Linked DNA regions of Mus musculus: region 2 is linked to region 1. A link is a loop called in an ENCODE intact Hi-C map of the cell type or tissue named here. Cell type or tissue: left cerebral cortex. All regions are shown on one strand. Links, peaks and the distances in the headings refer to the core of each region. The heading gives the core; the rest is flanking DNA.

The links. A loop is a pair of places that touch in the nucleus more often than their neighbours do. Peaks named below come from ENCODE experiments on the same cell type or tissue, not always from the same donor. Only the 100,000 strongest peaks of a DNase experiment are listed, where the experiment ranks them.
Region 2: a loop joins it to region 1, with 2.7 times the contacts of the local background. A loop is called at or near these places in 2 of 42 quality-filtered maps.

What each region holds. Positions count from the first base shown.
Region 1 is chr14:59,109,944-59,120,175 of GRCm38, forward strand. No RefSeq gene overlaps it. Among named protein-coding and RNA genes, the nearest start is that of 1700129C05Rik, 28 kb to the right of the region's middle. In left cerebral cortex, for the core only: a CTCF peak has its summit at 4,599 (motif pointing left); DNase peaks (open chromatin) are centred at 4,596 and 4,797.
Region 2 is chr14:57,947,968-57,955,967 of GRCm38, forward strand. It overlaps Micu2 (mitochondrial calcium uptake 2), which reads right to left. Exons shown (of 12, transcript NM_028643.3): 3 at 7,032-7,063; 4 at 6,169-6,244. Among named protein-coding and RNA genes, the nearest start is that of Micu2, 47 kb to the right of the region's middle. In left cerebral cortex, for the core only: a CTCF peak has its summit at 3,298 (motif pointing right); a DNase peak (open chromatin) is centred at 3,310.

The DNA.
Region 1 (10,232 bases), core at 900-8,899:
TCCAGAATGTTCCAGAGTATCAAAGAACATCCTTGCTTGATTAAGACCAGTGATATCATTTTGCTTTGCTTTGTCACTTTAGAACTGGATTTAAATATGTGTGTGCATGTGTGTGTGTGTGTGTGTGTGTGTGTGTGTGTGTGTGTGTTTATGTGCATGTATGTGCATGCTTGTATGTATTTAAGTGCATGCATGGGCATGTGTGCATATGTGTGTGTGTTCATGTGTTTGTGTGTACATGTGTGTCAATGTCCATGCATGTGTGACATAAAAGTAGAAAGAAGACTATGAAAGGGCAAGAAAAGGTCTTAAGGGGGTGGGGAATGGAAAGCCCGTGTTGTGAAAGTAGAGGACAGACTACATAGGAAAGGAAATGGAGACTGAAAATACAGGGACCAGGGGTGAGGAAAGTCAGTGGGGCAAGGGAACAGTTCATAGCAAGGATAACGGCACATGTGTATAACGATGCCATCGTGAAACCCATACCCGTGTCTTACTTTTTAAAATACTCCCTATTGGTTCTTTGTGAATTCCACACCATGTGCCCAATCCCACTCATCCCTTCTCAGCTCATAATTGCCCTCCACCCTTGCAACCTCACCCCTAACAGCGAAAAAAAAATCTCATCTTGGAAGCTGTAGTGTGTCACAGTATGACCCACAGTACACCCTTTTGTCCACACATTTTTGCTCATAAATATTCATTGCAAAGACATGTTGGTTTGGTACCAGGCCTCCAACATCTGCTACTCCATCAGTACTGAAACCTCACTGGGACTCCTCTCGAATACCTTGTTGTTGCCCTGTGTCATGGAGATCCTGTAGTTTTGGATCTGTAGGACCAGCCCCTTCATGCACTCCAGCAATTCATCCATGGGGTAGATGTTGGGATGGGCCAATTCAAAGCCCTAGATCTGGGCCTGAGAGGAGTCACCCCACTGCCTCTCCCCTTCTCACACACTTGGGTTGGCTCACCAGCAACCCCCACAATTAGGGCCAGCTCTACCTTGCTATCCAGAGAGAGGTGTAGGGCCCACTCTCCTGAGTGTTGCAGCTGGTGAGAGACATAGCCAGCACCCCCACTCTTGTAATCCCTGGCCAGCCCTCCCACCAACCATAGATGGTGAGGAATGGGCGGGGGGAGGGCATCTCTCCCTCATCTGTGCCACCACCCAGCAGACAGAGGCATGGCCAGTTCTCCTGCATGTTCATGCTTTCGAGGCTGACTCATCTGCAACCCCCATACCCAGGACCAGCTTTACTGTGCTGCCCAGGTGAAGTTCAGAGCCTGCTTCCAGTGCCGGAGCAGGTGACAAGCACGGACAACTCTCCGGCTCTCATGACCCCAGGGCCAGCTCTCTGGACTGCCATAGGTGGCAAGGGGCAAGGATTACAGAGGGCATCTCTCCCTTGTTCACACTGCCACACAGCAGACAAGCTGTGGGGCCAGCTTTCCCATGCTCAAGGTGATTCACCTGCACTGGGCCATCAGTGTGTTGTCCCTGTGAGGTGCAGGGCCTCTCTCTGGATTGCACCAGCTTGAGGCCAACTTTCACTAGTGACATGATAAAACAAATGCCCTATGATCTTGGATGCATATCTAAGAATACAGAGTCCTTAGAGAGTTGTGAAGTTTTTACCAGAGGCTGGGTAGGGTTGGAAGAAAGGGGACATTAAAAGCTGGTTAGCAATACAAAGTCACAACCGAAAAGGAGAAATACTTCTGGGGTTCTGGTACGAGAGGGGATGATAGGTTTGCACTGCAAGGTTTAAATACTTGGGAGAGAGGATTTTGACATTTCCTTTCTTGCTTGCCTTCATTTTCTTTCCTCCTTCTCTCTCTTTTCCCTCCCTTCCTCCTTCCCTCCCTTCCTTTTCCTTTTTGTTTTGTGATACTGAGGATTGAACATAGGGCCTCGTACATGTGAAGCAAGTACAGTACCACTGAACTACATCCCCAACCATATAATGTTTTCATAACAAGAAATGAAAATGGTTTGGGATAGTGGAGAATCTGCCGGTCTTTTGATTAGCATTAGACAATGTATAAGTAGGCCCATATATGTCTCTACAAATGAAGGGATTTCATTCTTATCTTGGTTGAAAGGTACTGTGTGTGTGTGAGAGAGAGAGAGAGAGAGAGTACATGGAGGTGGGACTTAGAGACAGACTGACAAGACAGACACAATTTTTCTGTATCCATTCCTCTGTTGATGTACACCTCCGTGTTTCCCTCTCTTTGCTAATGTGAACACTACTGGGATGCAGACACACGTGCCTCTTTCACACGCTGATTTTATTCCTTTGGGTACACTCCCAGGAGTTAAAGTGTACCCATTTCTGAATCTCTTGGCTCTGCTACTTTTAATTTCCACAGCATTTTCCAGAATGGTTGTACTAATTTACACCTCTAACAACAGACAGACGAAGAGGAGTCCCACCATCCCAGCATTTACATTTTGTCTTTTATTGGGATTGTTCTTATTTTGACTTGGTTTGCCTTTTGCTTGGGGAGGCAGGTTGGGTTTTGGTGCTAGTGGTGGGCTTTTTGTTTGATTGTTTTTCCTTAATAATTGTGTAACTGGAATGAAATGACATCTCATAGTGATCTTACTTTCCATTTCTTTGGTAATTAGTGACATAGAATTATACCTGTAGCCATTTATAGTTCTTTCTTGAGAATACTTTGCTCGCTTCTTTTACTCATGTTTTAAGTTTATTATTTTTACACATAGCAGGTGTGATCTTCCTGCACAGTTTAGGAATGGTGTCTTGTTCTTCAGGTGGTCTCTTCACCAGAGATTTCTTCCTTTGTGCTGCAAAACCTTTTAGTTTATGTTTAAAACGTCTGTTCTCTTATTGTTGCCTGTCTTTTATATTCTTCTCCAAAATAGCATTTCTGGAAGTCAGTCTTGTTGATTCATTCTTGTAATTACATCACTGGAGAGGCTGAGACAGAAGGATCCTGAGACTGAGGCCAGCCTGGGTCAGGTAAAGAAGCCTTGTCTCAAACACAAAGAAAATCCTCACTGGACCAAAGAAGGTTACAGAGCGTTTCTGCTACATTTTCTTCTAGTAGCTTTATTGTTTCATATTTTGCATCTATCTAAATCTATTTTGAGATAAGTTTGTTGAATGATCAGGAATTCTTCTGAATGCAGACACAGAGTTTCCCCAGCATCACTTAATAAAGAGAGTTTTCTTAGCCAGATGTGTTTTATTAGCACCTTTACTGAAATCCACGTGTCTTTAAGTGCATGGATTACATTCTATCAACCTGTGACTGTTTTTATCGTACAATGCCACACGTTGTTGGCTATTATAGCTCTGTAGTATATTTTAAGATCAAGTAGTATGAAGTCAGTTTTGTTTTTTCTCAAAAGTGTTTTTGGCCATTCAGGGTCCTTTATGGTTCAAAATGAGTTCATCAATATTTTTTCTATTCAATAAAATTTTGATAGAGATTGCATCAAATATGGAGCGCTTTTTGATAATATGGATATTTTAATTATTTTAATTCATCCAATCCATAACACAAGATGTTTCTTTTCTTCATAAATGTCTTGTTTTCATTATAGAGATCTTTAAAGCCTCAATTAAATATATTTCTAATTTTTTTGGACATATTACAAATTAGTTACTTTCTCAACATCTCTCTCAGGCACCTAACTATCGTCACGTAGAAGGCTGTTGTTTATATATGCTGATTTTGTATCTTGTGACTTAAATGGATTTATTAGTTATTCTAATTTTTTGGTAGTATCTTTAGGATTCTCTATATAAATGAGTAAAGCATCTGCTAACAGAGATAACCCCCAAGATCTCAGCAATCCATGCAAAACCTCGTTTCCTACTATGTAGCCCTGGCTGGCCTTAAACAGAGATGCGCTTGCCTCTGTCTTCTAAGTGCTGGATTAAAGGGGTGTGTGTGTGTGTGTGTGTGTGTGTGTGTGTGTGTGTGTGTGTGTGTGACACACAGCAAGCGTAACCCTGATTTAAAGCAAGTCTTTCATGCGTGGTTGCATATTTTGCAGCAGTGTGCCCACAGTAGCTGCAGCAATTAAAGAGAAGTGAGAGCATGGACTACTCATAAATTAGCTCCTTTGTTAGTAAGAAGGGGTAAGATAGCCACCACAAACTAATTGTTTTCTTAATCATTTTCTGAATCTCAATTGTGTTTCCTATCTCAAAACCAGTAAGCAGCAAAGGTAGACTCACAGACACTGGAGTCAACTGCATAGATTCCGTCTGCTAATCAAAAATAACTCTTCAGCTAGATAGCTACGGTAATGCAAAAGATAATTTATTTTCTACATGACATAAATTAGAAGTTATTACATTCCAGATTAATATATTTTCTTTAATATTTCTGAAATTCTGTCTTTAATTTCCAAGTCCCAGGGAGAGAGCTGTTCTAAGAAAAAAGTCTGTCTCTCTCTCTCACACACACACACATACATGTATGTAGGTATAGCTTACTGTTGCCCACACTGAGAGAGCTATGAATTTGTCTTGTACATAAATCAATGAAATCCTCCTTTTTTTTTTCATTAAGACACTATGATTATATTACTGGGCTTACACTGCCATCGTGTGGTAAAAATGAGAAACTAGTTAATTTTAAGGTTTTTTTTTTTTAATGAAAACTTTTATACGTCTTTCCCCAAAGGTTTAACAATGTATAAAATAATAAATGTACCCAAGATTTTATTTATCATATTTCTGAAATTTTTAGAAATTTTAGTTAGAGTTATATAATAACTCTGGCTATATAGTAGATTCAGCTTCTAAACTCAGATACGCCCAAGCCAACTTTCAGCCATGGGAATGTCTTGTAGGCTCCCAAGACTCATCTGAGACTTAGGAAAGTTATTCATTTTGCGGTCTCAACCATGTATTACAAAACCGTCTGTTCTTGCTGCCCCTGTCATAATGGCAAAATAAAGACCTTCAGACAATGGCATCAGAAACCTGCTGGAGCTACTGAGGTCCAATAACAGTGTCTGCTGAGCCAAGAGGAGGAGGGGAGGGATGTGTGCCATAGCTAATGGGAAACTCCCTCTCAGCTTGGGAAATGTTCTTATTTAATCATAATTCAAAATTTTAGGTTAAAATTTAGTGTTTTTCTTATTTCCTTTTCTCTTTTCATTTTCATCTTAAATATCTCATATAATATTTTGATAATATATTCTTTCACACACACCCCTCTACTCCTCACAGAATCTCCAGGACTCCCAACCTCCCAACTTCACATTCTCTCTTCTCTCAAAATTAAACAAAACTTTTTAAAAATTAGAAAGAAATAACAAAAATAAAAGGCACATGTTAAAAAACAGAGCTCATTTTGTGTTGGCCAACTACTCCAACACAGGCCTGCCCTGGAGTGTGCTTGCTCTCCATAGTGACACTCCACTGGAGAAACTGACTTTCTCTCTCCCAGTAGGTATCAACTTCAGATAACTCCTTGGGTAGGGACTGGGACTTTGTGCCTATTTAGGCTTCCCTGTGCTGGGAGAGTGTCTAGAATTGGTGCAGGTCTTGCGCATACTGCCATAGTCAGCAGCATTCATATCTGTGTCAGTCCTGTGTGTCTGGGAGACACTGTCTCTGTGGACTCATCCACCACCTCTGGATCTTACAATCTCTCCAGCCACTCTTCCACGTCAGTCCCTAATCCTCGAAGGAAGGAGTTTGGTAAAGACATCTCATTTGAGACCAAGTGTTCCAGAGAGTCTCTCTCTTTGCACATTATCTAGTTGTGGGCCTCTGTTTTAATTATCATCTGTTGCAAGAAGAAGCCTCTTTGGTGAGGGTTGAACAGTGCTCTGATCTATGGATATAGTAATAGGTCATTAGGAGTCACTTTATTGCTATTTTCTTTAGCAGAATAATAACATTAAGTTTTTCCCCAGGGCCCATGACCTATCTAGTCTCAGGTCCTTGGCCACTTCAGCAGTGTTAGGTCTGGGTTCCATCTTATGGAGTGGATCTTAAATCAAATGAAAAAGTGGTTGGTTATTATCAAAACATTTGTGCAACTACTGCACCAATATATCTTGCAGGCAGGGCACCGTTGCAGGGACAGGACTGAGTTAGCCAGAGCCAGGCTGACTCCATGACAGGCTGCAAACTGGCAGTTTGGGAGACTAGGTCTAAGTTTCTGTTTTCCAGAAATGAGAATCCAGATCCAGGAACCTGTGGTCAGCCAATCACGGGCACAGGCAGCCAATCCGAGGACACCTTGTCACCTGGCCTAAAGTATGAACAAGTAGCTAAAGTGAGTAAGCAACCCTCTGGGAAGTCTCCAGAGCCTGACCAATAGTAGAATCAGTCAGACCCTGGAGACAGAGCTAACCAGTCAAGGTAAAAGGACACACACCCCTCCCTGGAATTCCCCTACTTTTGTGGGTCACTCTTGTGGGTCACTGTTGTGGGACTCCGTTGTGGGTCTCTGCTGTGGGTGCCTGATGTGAGTCACTGTTGTGGGTTATAGTTGTGGGTCACTGTTGTGGGTCACTGTTGTAGGTCACTGTTGTGGGTCACTTTTGTGGGTCACTGTTGTGGGTCACTGTTGTGGGTCACTGTTGTGGGTCCCTGTTCTGGGTAATACTGATGACTACTTTTCTCCTTCAGCAAACTACCTTTCAGCACCATGAACACTAGTGAGTGTGGGAGGGATTCCCCTGAAAGGGTCATGATAGGCTGGGAAACAATCTACAAAGAGGTGAGAATGAAAACTCAGTTTAGCTTGAGTTAGTCAGCCAGGCTGGATCAAACCAGGCAGTCTGATACCAGGTATTTTATTGCAGCATATTTAAACACTGTATAATTTAGAAAAATTATACTGGTATAATACAATTCCCATTGGCCAAGGAGGCATAATTACATCAAAATTCAACTCAAAGTCATGTCATTTCTTTCAAGAAGGTGGGTTCTAGGGATAGGCTACCTGTGTTAGCTTAAGGGCCTGAGGAAGAATTTGGTGTGGTCTCAGCCATACAGACAACATAGAGGTCATTTGGGCTATAGCCATCTCTGATTCTGGTTCTGGGAGCTTGGGGGAACCCCTGGGCATATCAATATGTAAGGGTCATTTAGACTGCTAGCCACTTCTGGTCCTGGTTGTGAGAGTTTGACATAGCCTGGCCCCACAGATAACACAGTTCATCAGGCTGTTAATTGCCTCAAACTCCCAGTCTTCTAGATAGAAAAACAGGCTATATGTCTCATCTTTTAGAATTCTCTATTTAGTTCTATATCCCAAATTTAATTTGGGTTATTTGTTTTATTAATTATTTTTATTTCCTTGTATATTATAGATACTAACTCACTGTCAGATATATAATTTGTGAAGGTTTTTCCAATTCTATAGGCTTCTATTGTGCTACATAAAAATGTTTGTTTCATGAGATACCATTTATTAATTGATGGTCTTAGCGCCTGTGCTATCAGTGCCCTGTTCAGAAAGTCTTCTTTTGTGCCAATGGGTTCAAGTCCATCCCACACTTTCCCTTCTATCAGATTCACTGTGTCTGGTCTTCTGCTGAGGTCCTTGATTCATCTGGAGTTGAGTTCTTTGCATCGTAGTAGATACAGTAAGAGATCGAATCATTTCTCCCTCGTCTATTTTTACCTCCTTGTAAAATCAGTGCCCATAGGTGTGTAGAATGATTTCTGAGTCTTCAATCCTATTTCATTAATCAATGTGTCTAGCTTGTTATGCCAATACAATGATTTTTTTATTACTATAGCTCTGTGATTCAATTTGAGATTAGGGACATTGATACCTTCTGCAATACTTTTATTATTCAGAGTTGTTTCCATATAAAGTTAAATTTGTTTTATTTCTGCAAAGAATGATGTTGGCATTCTCATGGAGATTGCAATGAATCTGTAGATTGCTTTTGTAAGGATGGCCTTTTTCATAACATTAATCCTACCAATCTATAAGCATGAAAAACCTTTCCATCTCCAATGTTTTCTTCAATTTTTTCAATACTTTGAAGTTTTGTATTATACAAGTCTTTCACTTGCTTAGTTATGGTTACCCCAACATATTTTTGAGATTATTGTGAAAGGCAATGTTCCCCTGAATTCTCTCTCTGTCATTTATCTATAAGAAGATTACTAATTTTTGTGTATTAGTTCTATATCTTGTTATGCTGTGGAAAGTATTATCATCTGTACAAGTTTCCTGGGGAGCTTTTGGGGTCTTTTAGTTTAAAAAAATCATATCATCTGAAGAAAATAAAGGTATTTTGACTTTTCCTTTCCTATTAGTACTCCCTTGATCTCCTCCAGTTGTCTTATTGCTCTAGCTGAGACTGCAAGTACAATATTGAATAAGCATGGAGAGTGGACACACTTGTCTTGTTTTATTTTAGTGGAAATGCTTTCAGCATCTCCCAGTTTAGAATGATGTCAAGTGTGGGCTCATTGTAAACTACCTTTATTATGATGAGGTATGTCCCTTGTGTCCCTAGTCTTTTCAAGACTTTAAATTTTAATTTAAAGTTCAATCCTTTTCACATCAATAGCATCATCCTATTGTCACACAGGGATAGCAAATTGCTTGAACCAACCATAGCTTTCCACAGGTTTTCCAGATTTTGTAGTCTCACGTTCATGGATACGTTGTCCTAATGAACAGATTTCTTCTCCCTTCTCTTGAGGTTTCCCTTCATGTTGGTGGTGGGATCACAGGTAAAACACACCTTCAACTCCCATCAGAAAACACATCTGGGTTTGAAATCCAAGCTTGCGCTGCTGCTGAGTGGAGCAAGCACCATCATTTTTTGTCCCCAGAGACTCTACCTTTTCTGGACAGTGCTCTTGACTGCACCAGGACGAGTTGGCTTTAGGTTTGCCACTGCCTACCTTTTGGTCTCATCTATATACACACCCCTTTCTATCATCTAATGCATGTTCCTTCCTGACACTTACATCCCAACCACTATTTACCAAAACATGCTGTTATCTTCACAACTGCCAGAAGTATTGTGTTGTTGTTGTTTTGGTTTTGTTTGGTTTGGTTCTTCAGCTTCCTCCAATAGGAAACAAGTTCCACACAAACATTCTTTTGAGCAACATGGAAGTTGTACCATCTCTTGACATTGGCTGGACCATAGTCTACTTACATTGAAAAAAATCAGTGATGAAGCACCAACTTGGTCATCCTCAGATGGCTTTCTTTATGATACTAGCTCAGGGACCATTTATCACTGAGTAAATCCTAGAAACCAGAAGTTAAAATCACCACCTTCCTTAATAGAGCCAAAGCACAGCACATTACATAATGGATAGAAAATGTCCCCCACAGACTTGTGGGCTTGAACACTTGTTTGTAGCATTTTGGAGGAAATTGAAGTGTCTTTAATGTGCTTATGTCAGAAACATAGGTAAACACATTTGTATCTTTCCCAGTCAGAGTGTATTGAACAACATAAAGTCATAAGGAATGGTTATAGCAAGGCAACTATTTGCCACATGGCCCCACTCTCTTGGTGATGGTGGCTGCGTCTAACATAGGTCCTTCTGTTCTAATCTTAAATATTAATTAGATATTAACTCTCAGCATTGCAAATTATACATTGCATACTATGTGTGTGCATGTGCAAGTGTATGTGATTATGTGTGTGCATGTGTATGCATGTGTGTGAATATGAGTGTGTGTGTGTGTGTGTGTGTGTGTGTGTGTGTCTACATATAAGTTACAGAGTGAGTGCAAAAAGAACAGTGCATAGGTCTTTCCCATAGGCCCTTGACATGCACACTGGGTTGGTAGTGGCCATCACCACCACAGTGCTAGGAGTCCACCACTCCATGGAGTCCAAATGAGTTACACCCTTTCCTGGATTTGCTCTGTCCAATAAATTTTGGTTCTGACTTCCCTGGTAAGGTTTTATTACAGGTATGTATACTTACAGACCCAGTTTACCCTGATAAATTTATGAAGTAGTACTGTGGTAGTTTGAATATGCTTGGTCCAGGGAGTGGCACTATTTGGAGGTATGGCCATGTTGGAGTAGGTGTGGCCTTGTTGGAGGAAGTATATCACTGTAGGTGTGGGTTTTGAGAGCTTCCTTCTAGCAGCCTAAGGATGCCAGTCTTCTGTTTGCCTTCTGAACAAGATGTTGAACTCTCTGTTCCTCCTGTACCATGCCTGCATTGGTGCTGCCACGCTCATGTCTTGATGATAAAGGGATGAACTTCTGAACCTGTAAACCAGCCCCA
Region 2 (8,000 bases), core at 1-8,000, 1.2 Mb before region 1:
CTTTTCATTATTTATTTATTTAATATGCATTGGTGGTTTGCCTGCATATGTCTTTGCGCCATATGCATGAGTTACAGACAGGTGTGAGCCGCCATGTGGGAATTGAACCTGGGTCCTCTGAAAGCATAGTCAGTGCTCTCAACCACCAAGTCATCTTTCCAGCCCAAATATGGAAATGTTTTTTTTAAAAAACATATTGTTAAAATTTTAATAAAGATTTTGAAAGGGGCATTTGGAGAGATAAGCAAACAATTCTTACACCTCCAGAAACATTTAGAAGTTGGAACCATGTTCAAACACGAGTATATTCAGTTAACGGCAACAACATGTCTTGAAATTCATGGTCAGAACATCCTTGAGCAAAGTGTGATATTGAGAACCTAGCTGAGTTTAAAAATGCAGAATAATCATAACTTATAATTTACTTTTCTTTGTAATGCATAGTGAATTATTTTTATTTTATCTCAAGGACATTCTACCTTTTGCTGGTTATGTTATCAATTCTGATAACTCTTATATAGGGTGAAATGGAGCAATGTAAACTGTTATTTACACAGTTTTATTAACATTGATAATGTGCACGTGAGTAAAACAGCTGTTGAATCTTTCCTTCTTCCCTAGAAATTTATATTTCAATGGAAAACTAAAACAAACAAACATTCCTGTTAAGTCCTTCCTCAAAGTTTTTTTATTTGCTAAAGTCCATTATGAATTAGCTTGGCTGACTTTGGAATCCCTGTTAAGATAAGGCCATGGTATGGCAGGAAGGCATCCGCAGAGAGGTGTAGCTGAGAGGGATGGCCCTGTCCAATGGCTGGGTCTAGACTGACTGAAAAGGGACCATGGAGAAGGCATGGATGCCAGAATTGATCTTTCTTTGCCTCCTCCTTGTCATAAATACAGGGAAATGTTTGAGTCTCTCGACTTCAGAACACATACATTCCTGCAAATCCCCAATATGAAAATTGTAGATTATCATCTCTTTATTAAAGCACATAGGTTTAGTCTGGTGTTTTGGTTTGGAGGGATCCAATAGAGCAGTGGTTCTCAACCCTCCTTATGCTGAGACCCTTTAATACAGTTCCTCATGTTCTGGTGACCTCCAACCATACAATTATTTTGTTGTTACTTCATAACTGTAATTTTTTTACTGTTATGAATGGTAACATAAATGTCTAATATGCAAGATAGCTGATATGGGACTCATCTGTGAGGTACAGGTTGAGATCTCCTGCTACAGGGGTTACTGCAGTGTAAATATCACTGGGTAATTTAGTATATGTAATATAATGAAATTCTGTGCTCTCCACTGTATATTGTCATACTGAGAGGTGAACAGAAACTGACAAAGCAGCTACTGATTAATATTTACTAATATGCAGAATTATGTATATATGTGTATTTATTTGGAATAGGCCCTGGAGATCAAACTCAGGACCTTACCTGTTAGCCAGGGGCTCTATACCACCGAGCCATTCCCCTAGAGCTATTTTGAAGTTTTCTAAATGTTTATTTTAGTTCAAACGAACTCTTTCTCCACTGTGTTTACTTTCTAACTTCACTGGCAGCTTTCTCTTGACTTTCTATTTGTTTCCTCTTTCATCCTATCTGACTTCCTTCTCTATTGTCCAGTTTAGGATCCACGAATAATTAATCAAACTTTTTCTAAGTAGTCAATATTCTTAATGGTTTCCTCCAGGACTGTCCTCTACTTGCCCAACATAACCCCAGCTTAATTCAACTGCAGCATTCTACTGCTCCATGTGAGATGCAGGAGGATAATCAACTGCTAACCATTGACTCTATGCTTCATGAACTATGTCTCTGCTTAAGGCTTCTCAAAATTCTTGTATTATTTCCTTACCATAGAAGTTTCTTCCAACCTCCTTCCTCTACACATAAGCCCTATTATTCTGTTTTGTCTAGGCTGTTCCCCAATACTTGCTATTAATTTGCAAACACAGTATGCCAGATGGGCATCATCTATTCATTCTTCCCTCCTGGCACAACAGAAAACCTAGCAGCTGATGGCACGACAGTCCTTTTGGCTTTCAAAGAATCCTCTTTCCCTACTTTCCAGGATTCTGTCTTGCTGAAACCGGAAACCCCTTTCTCTTTCATCAATAAGAAATATGCTCTCCATTCTAACTAAACTAATATGCCCTCAACTCTATGTCTTCACTATCAGCTTCCTCCTCCTAACTCCTCTGCTTGTGTGTAGGTCTTTCAACCAGATTTCACATTCTTTTCTCATGATGACACCCAGTTCTCAAAAATTTGCAACATGGCTACAGATCTCATTCCCTCACTAACCTATATCACTCCAAGAACCAAGTACTCAGGACAAAAATGGTAGCCTAGTAGCTGGTTTATGTGAATGATAGAGGCGAAGAGCCAGGATCAAATATAGCAGACTGGATTCCAGAGGGAGAAAGGGACCAGCAGTCGACATCACAAAGGAGTGACTGGAGAGCTTGTCCACCGGGGATTCAAAGCCAAATAGTTCTGGTGGTGCAGCTCCAGTGTGTGGGGGTCGGGAGCAGAAGCCTATCCAAAAGGAAACACAGGTGGCCACGGTGAAGAGCAATACTGCTCAGCACACAAGCTCACAGTTGGGTTTTGGTGAGAAAGCATGGTCCACAGTGCTGAGCAGTTCCATACTGTGTGTATGGACAGTAAAGACCTACATTCAAGTATGCAAAGCATTCCTCATGACTTGGAGGGCTATAGCTGGGTGCCATCTTGACTAGGAACCTACTATTTAAGACTGATACCTTGGGGACCTGAGAACAAAATATAATTACAAATCAAGGACTCAGAAATCAACTGACCACAGACCCAGGGTGAGGTAGCTGTGAAAAATTTGCAGGTGTCTGGAGGCTGGGGTCAGGATTACAGGAGGAAGACACCCTTGCTCTTTGTAGCTAGGGGTAGATCTCTTCAACCGAGAGGAAGATGGAGTTTGATAACCCTAAGCTTGGGGCCAGTGGGTAGTTCATCCTCAAGAGGCATCTATTTGCCAGAAAATCCTTTTGTAAAGACTCAAAATTCTGAAGCTATAGGGAACTCTCTCTCTTCAGCTGCAGCCCTCCAGCAGGGTCACTTAGTGAGTTTTGAACATAAAGGGACAGACAGGTCTGTCTATAGAGATCTCTGTGCTGTGTTTTTTCTTCCCTTACTCCCAACACACTTGGGAGGTGCTCAAGTATGAGGCTCTTGTGGATAACAACTCCTAAGTCTCCAGAGGATGAGAAAACCTGTCAGGCCCACAGTCTGCAAAGCTAACTGTGGCCAACAGAGGGCCCCTACACTCAAAGAAGGGAAGTTACTCAAGTGAAGACTGCTCTGGCTGACTTCTAAGCCGTGGCCAGTTCAGGCTCACAGCAGTGTAAATCACGGCAAGACACAGGTCTGCAAGTTCAATGACAGTGCTCCCCATTACCCACACAGAATTGAGTCCTAGAGCACTCAGAAAGAGCTTCTCTGATCTTCATCTGTACTGCCATGTCTCTTTTTTTCTTTATACTATTTTATTAGTATTTTGCCTTTATTTTAAAATTTTTTATGTGTATGAGTGTTTTTTTCTGCATAGGTGAATACATGTGTACCAGTCGCATGGCTGGGGTACTCAGAGGTCAGAAAAGGGCACTGGATCCTTGGAACTGGAGTTATGGATGGGTGCTGGGAATAGAAACCTGGTTATCTGCAAAAGCAAATTAATTCTGAAGATTCTTTAATGGATTTCAAGCCTCACAGATCAAATGGACTCAATAAGGCAGTTACAGAGTACTCTATCCAACTTTTTTCTGAGATCACATCACAGGTTAGAAAGCCAGTCTTAATAAATATAGAAAGAAGTGAAATAATTCCTCTATCTCTTTAGATCACACTCAATAAAAGCAGAAATCAACAGTTAAAGAACCCATTGAAACCAAACATGTATTTCTATATTGTGCAATGCAATCTTATATTGTGTGATGCACTTTAGGTAACGAATCAGTGGATCACCGCAGAAGCTGACAACTTCCTCAAATCAAAGAAAAGTGGAAGCACACCTTACCAGAACCTCTGGGATACAGGTGAGACATCTGTTGACTTTATAACTATGACTGCCATGCTTAAAAACCACAGAGGGGCTGGTGTTGGAGAACCCTGCTAGTAAGGTTGCAGTCTACCAGAGGACTCCCTTTCTCAGCAGGGCTTCTCTTTCTCTGCCTAAGCATCCTTGGAGAGGGTGTCTGAGCTTTTCTCAAGACTGACCCTGTGCAGAGCTCTCTGACTCAGCACACAAGCACCTCTCTAGCTGTCCACCCTTCTGATAATTAGTGACTGTGTCATACCCAATCACCCTTTTCACCCTTACCCCTAAGAGCCCTATATACCCTAACACTGGAACAATAAACTGGAGGTGTCTCACGGAAGCTGTCTCCGACTGTCCTTCCATCATACTCAGTGGTCTGAACTCTGCTTGCTGCTTCTGCTCCCTCTGACCTGGAGGGCTGGTGGCCGACAACAGCCAAGGAGAAGGGAGACCCACAGGCTGGGATGGCTCGGTTAGTAAAGTACCTCCTTTGCAAGCACAAGGATGGGAGTTCAAACACTACCAGCTACATACAAACCCAGGCTCCTCCAGAGCATGCTGTGAGCACAGCACTGGGCTTGGTGAAGAGGACCACTGGGATTCACAGACTAGTCTGGACTAACTGGTAAGATCCAGGCCCGCAAGAAGTCCTGTCTGAAGGGGATGGACAGGGTTCCTGAGGACGGCACCATGGGTTATTTTCAGGTCTTCCCAGGGAACTGCACATATCAGCATATGCACATATACTGAAAAACACTGGTCTCATACCTGAGTAACTCAAAGGTGCATCTAAGTATTAGAAAAACAAGAACAAGGTGAACCTCAAAGCAGAAGACAGCAAGAAAAATGAGGGCAGAAGTTATGAATTAATGAACTGAATATTAAAAGAACAATACAAAGACTTAATGAAACAAAGTAAGTTTTTAGAAAATGAACAAGACAGAAAAACTGTTAGTCAAATTAAAAGAGAGGGAGGATGCAATGAATCAAATAAAAGATAAAAATGGTGACAGTGATATCACAGCAGACCTCAATGGCATTCAGAGGATCATTTGGAGGACTGCCTTGAACATTTATATCTAATAAACCCAGACAATCCTAAAGAGGACACAGACACAGGTACCCCACTAAAGCTAAACCAAGAGGGTATAATTAATTTAGACATATCTACAATGATACTAAAGTTGTAAGGGTCTCACACTAACACCACCAAGACCAGACTCCTTCCCTCACTCTACCGAACCCACCCAGGAAGAGACAATGTTAATGTTCTTTAAACTGCTGCATAAAATAAAAAGGTGAGAAAACTACAAACTCATTGTGAGAAGCTGGTGTTAACCCTGATACCAAAACTACGTAAGGATATAGCAGCAACAGAAAGCTGCAGACTGACTTTCCTGATACACAGGCACAACTTCTCAGTAATTGGCAAATTAAATTTAAGAACGCCTTAGGGAGCACGAACACCGCGACCATGTTGGTTATGTTCCAGGGACGCAAAGACGGTTTAATCTATGTCAATCCAGAGATGTAATACAGACTTACGGACTGACATCACATCACCATTTCAGTCTGTACAGGAAAAGCCGCATAGACATTGGGGCACAGCCTTCCAAAGGCAAGGTTCCAGGGTTCTGCCTGCATGCCGGGCCTAACTCTCCTCTTTAACATGTTCCTTCAGCCTCTGTGAAGCATTCTCTCATGGTTTCCCTCTGGCCATTCTGCCTGGCCTCTTTATGGGCCTTCATCTCATCTACTTCTTTGCATGGTGATCTTCAGGGTTCTCTGACTCTTGCCAACTCCTCACTTCACACGTTCCTCATTCCTTTTCTAGGGCTTCATTACTGAGGCTCTAGTAATTTATCTTTAATCCCTTAAAAAACTTGAGAAAGTTATCTCTTATACAATGAGTCATTTATTATGCCATGAAACACCTATTGTATCACATGGCATAAATATCCCAGTTTAGTTATCTAATACTGCTTAGTTAAAAATACACAGACACACACACACACACACAGACACACACACACACACACACACACACACAGACACACACACACACGAAATCTAACAATGACTATTACCTTTATCACCCAGGTCTCTAAAAAATGTTGATCCACAGCGTGCTGTTTGGATTCCTGACAGTACATCCTCGATATCCTTTGAATACACAAATTAAAATCTTTCAATTTAAGGTATACAAGACCATCTTCCATATCACTCCAAACAGACAAATGAAAGCCCCTGTAGGGGGAGATGCTGATATTAAAGTATGGTTCCCTAATTGGTTCTTGATTTGGTCAATAAAGGAGGCTGGGAGTCAATTGCTGGGTAGAAGGGATAGGTGGGGCTTCTGGGTCCCAGGAGGAAAAGGAGACTAAGGGAAAGGGGGGGGGGTTGAGGTAGGGGGGGCTTTTTCAGTTAGGTTTTGGAATGAGAAACATGCAGCTATCATTTATGATCTCGGGGAAGCTAGAACTAGCTGATAGGCAATGAGGTTGGTGGAGGCTGGCTGAAACAGGCTAGCTGATAAGTTTAGGGCAGGAGATTCTATGCCCAGCAATTGTGTTAGTAGGCAAATTCTAAAATAATAAAACTGAGCAAAGGTGGGTAGAGAGAAGCCAGGTTGGTGATGAGGCTTGATGAAGCTAAGAGGGGAGGAACAAAAGGGAGGGGCCAGGTCGTGGGCAGCAGCTCCAGGGTCAAAGCTCCCAGGCAAAGGCAGTAGCTGGAGGCTTGGGGAAGCCAAGCCAGAGGAACAAAAGAGAAGCCAGGCCTGGGGCTGGGGTTGGGGCTGGCAGCAGCTGATCTCCACCTCCGCACTAGCCAGCTAAGCCAGGAGGGGCCTGAGCACAGGCCACGCTCACTGCTCACCACTCACCAGCAAAGGCAAAGGCAAAAGTGTGTTTGTAGAGATTACACACAAGCAGCCCCCCACATTGCTTACCTTTTTTGCCAGCTTCTTGACCAGTGTTTTACCTGCAACAAAGAAGAACCATGACTTAGGAGTCACATTCCTCTCAAAACTCAGAAGAAACTAAGGAAGAAAACCCTTTCTAAAACAAACACCTCAATTGAGGTAAGAAATAAAGTTGGCAGTTTTAGTATCTTTAACCAGGAACCAAAGAGTTCTGAATCTGAGCACCAGGGTGCTACAGTGTCTGCAAGGTCATGAGCACCACAGTGCTATAGTGACTCCAAGGTCAACGTTCAGTCATACACACCTGAACTCTTACAGTCTTTCTTCCCTGTGGGCACTGGACACTGATATTTGTTCTGCATGATTCCTGTTTTGTCTTGTTTGTTAAAATCAGTCTTGGTTCTACTGCAAAGCAGCTCCACCAATGTTTTGGAAAGCTATGCTATTCTGAACCTAAAACACTCAGTTTGAGAGGTGATGGAGACTGTCCATTCTGAGGCGATACTGCTCTTCATAATGCCTCATTAGAAAGCAGAGATCTGAAGTCCTTTCAAGTTTGCAGACCCCTTTCTCTTAAAACCTTTTTATCCTTATTACGTGTGTGTGTGTGTGTGTGTGTGTGTGTGTGTGCGCGCGCGCGCGTGCGTGCGCACGAGTGTTGTCCTATGCAGGCCACAGCATGTGTAGGACCATCAACTTTCAAGAGCTCCTTCTCTTGGTTAGGAGGCAGGTCTCTCATGATCTTACTAATGTGTTTTTGTTAAGGCCAGCTGGCCTGAAAGTTTCTGGGCAATTCTCCTGCCTCTGCCTCTCATGTGAATGTAGAAGTGCTGGATTACATATGTGTGCCACTGCATTTGTCCTCTTACGTGGGTTCGAGGGACTGAACTCAGACCCTCAGGCTTGTACAAAAGTGTTTTCATCTCCCAAGCCATCTCGCTGCCCCTCAGCCTACTTTATCACTCACATGACTTTCTTACCGCTCACTGTAATTCT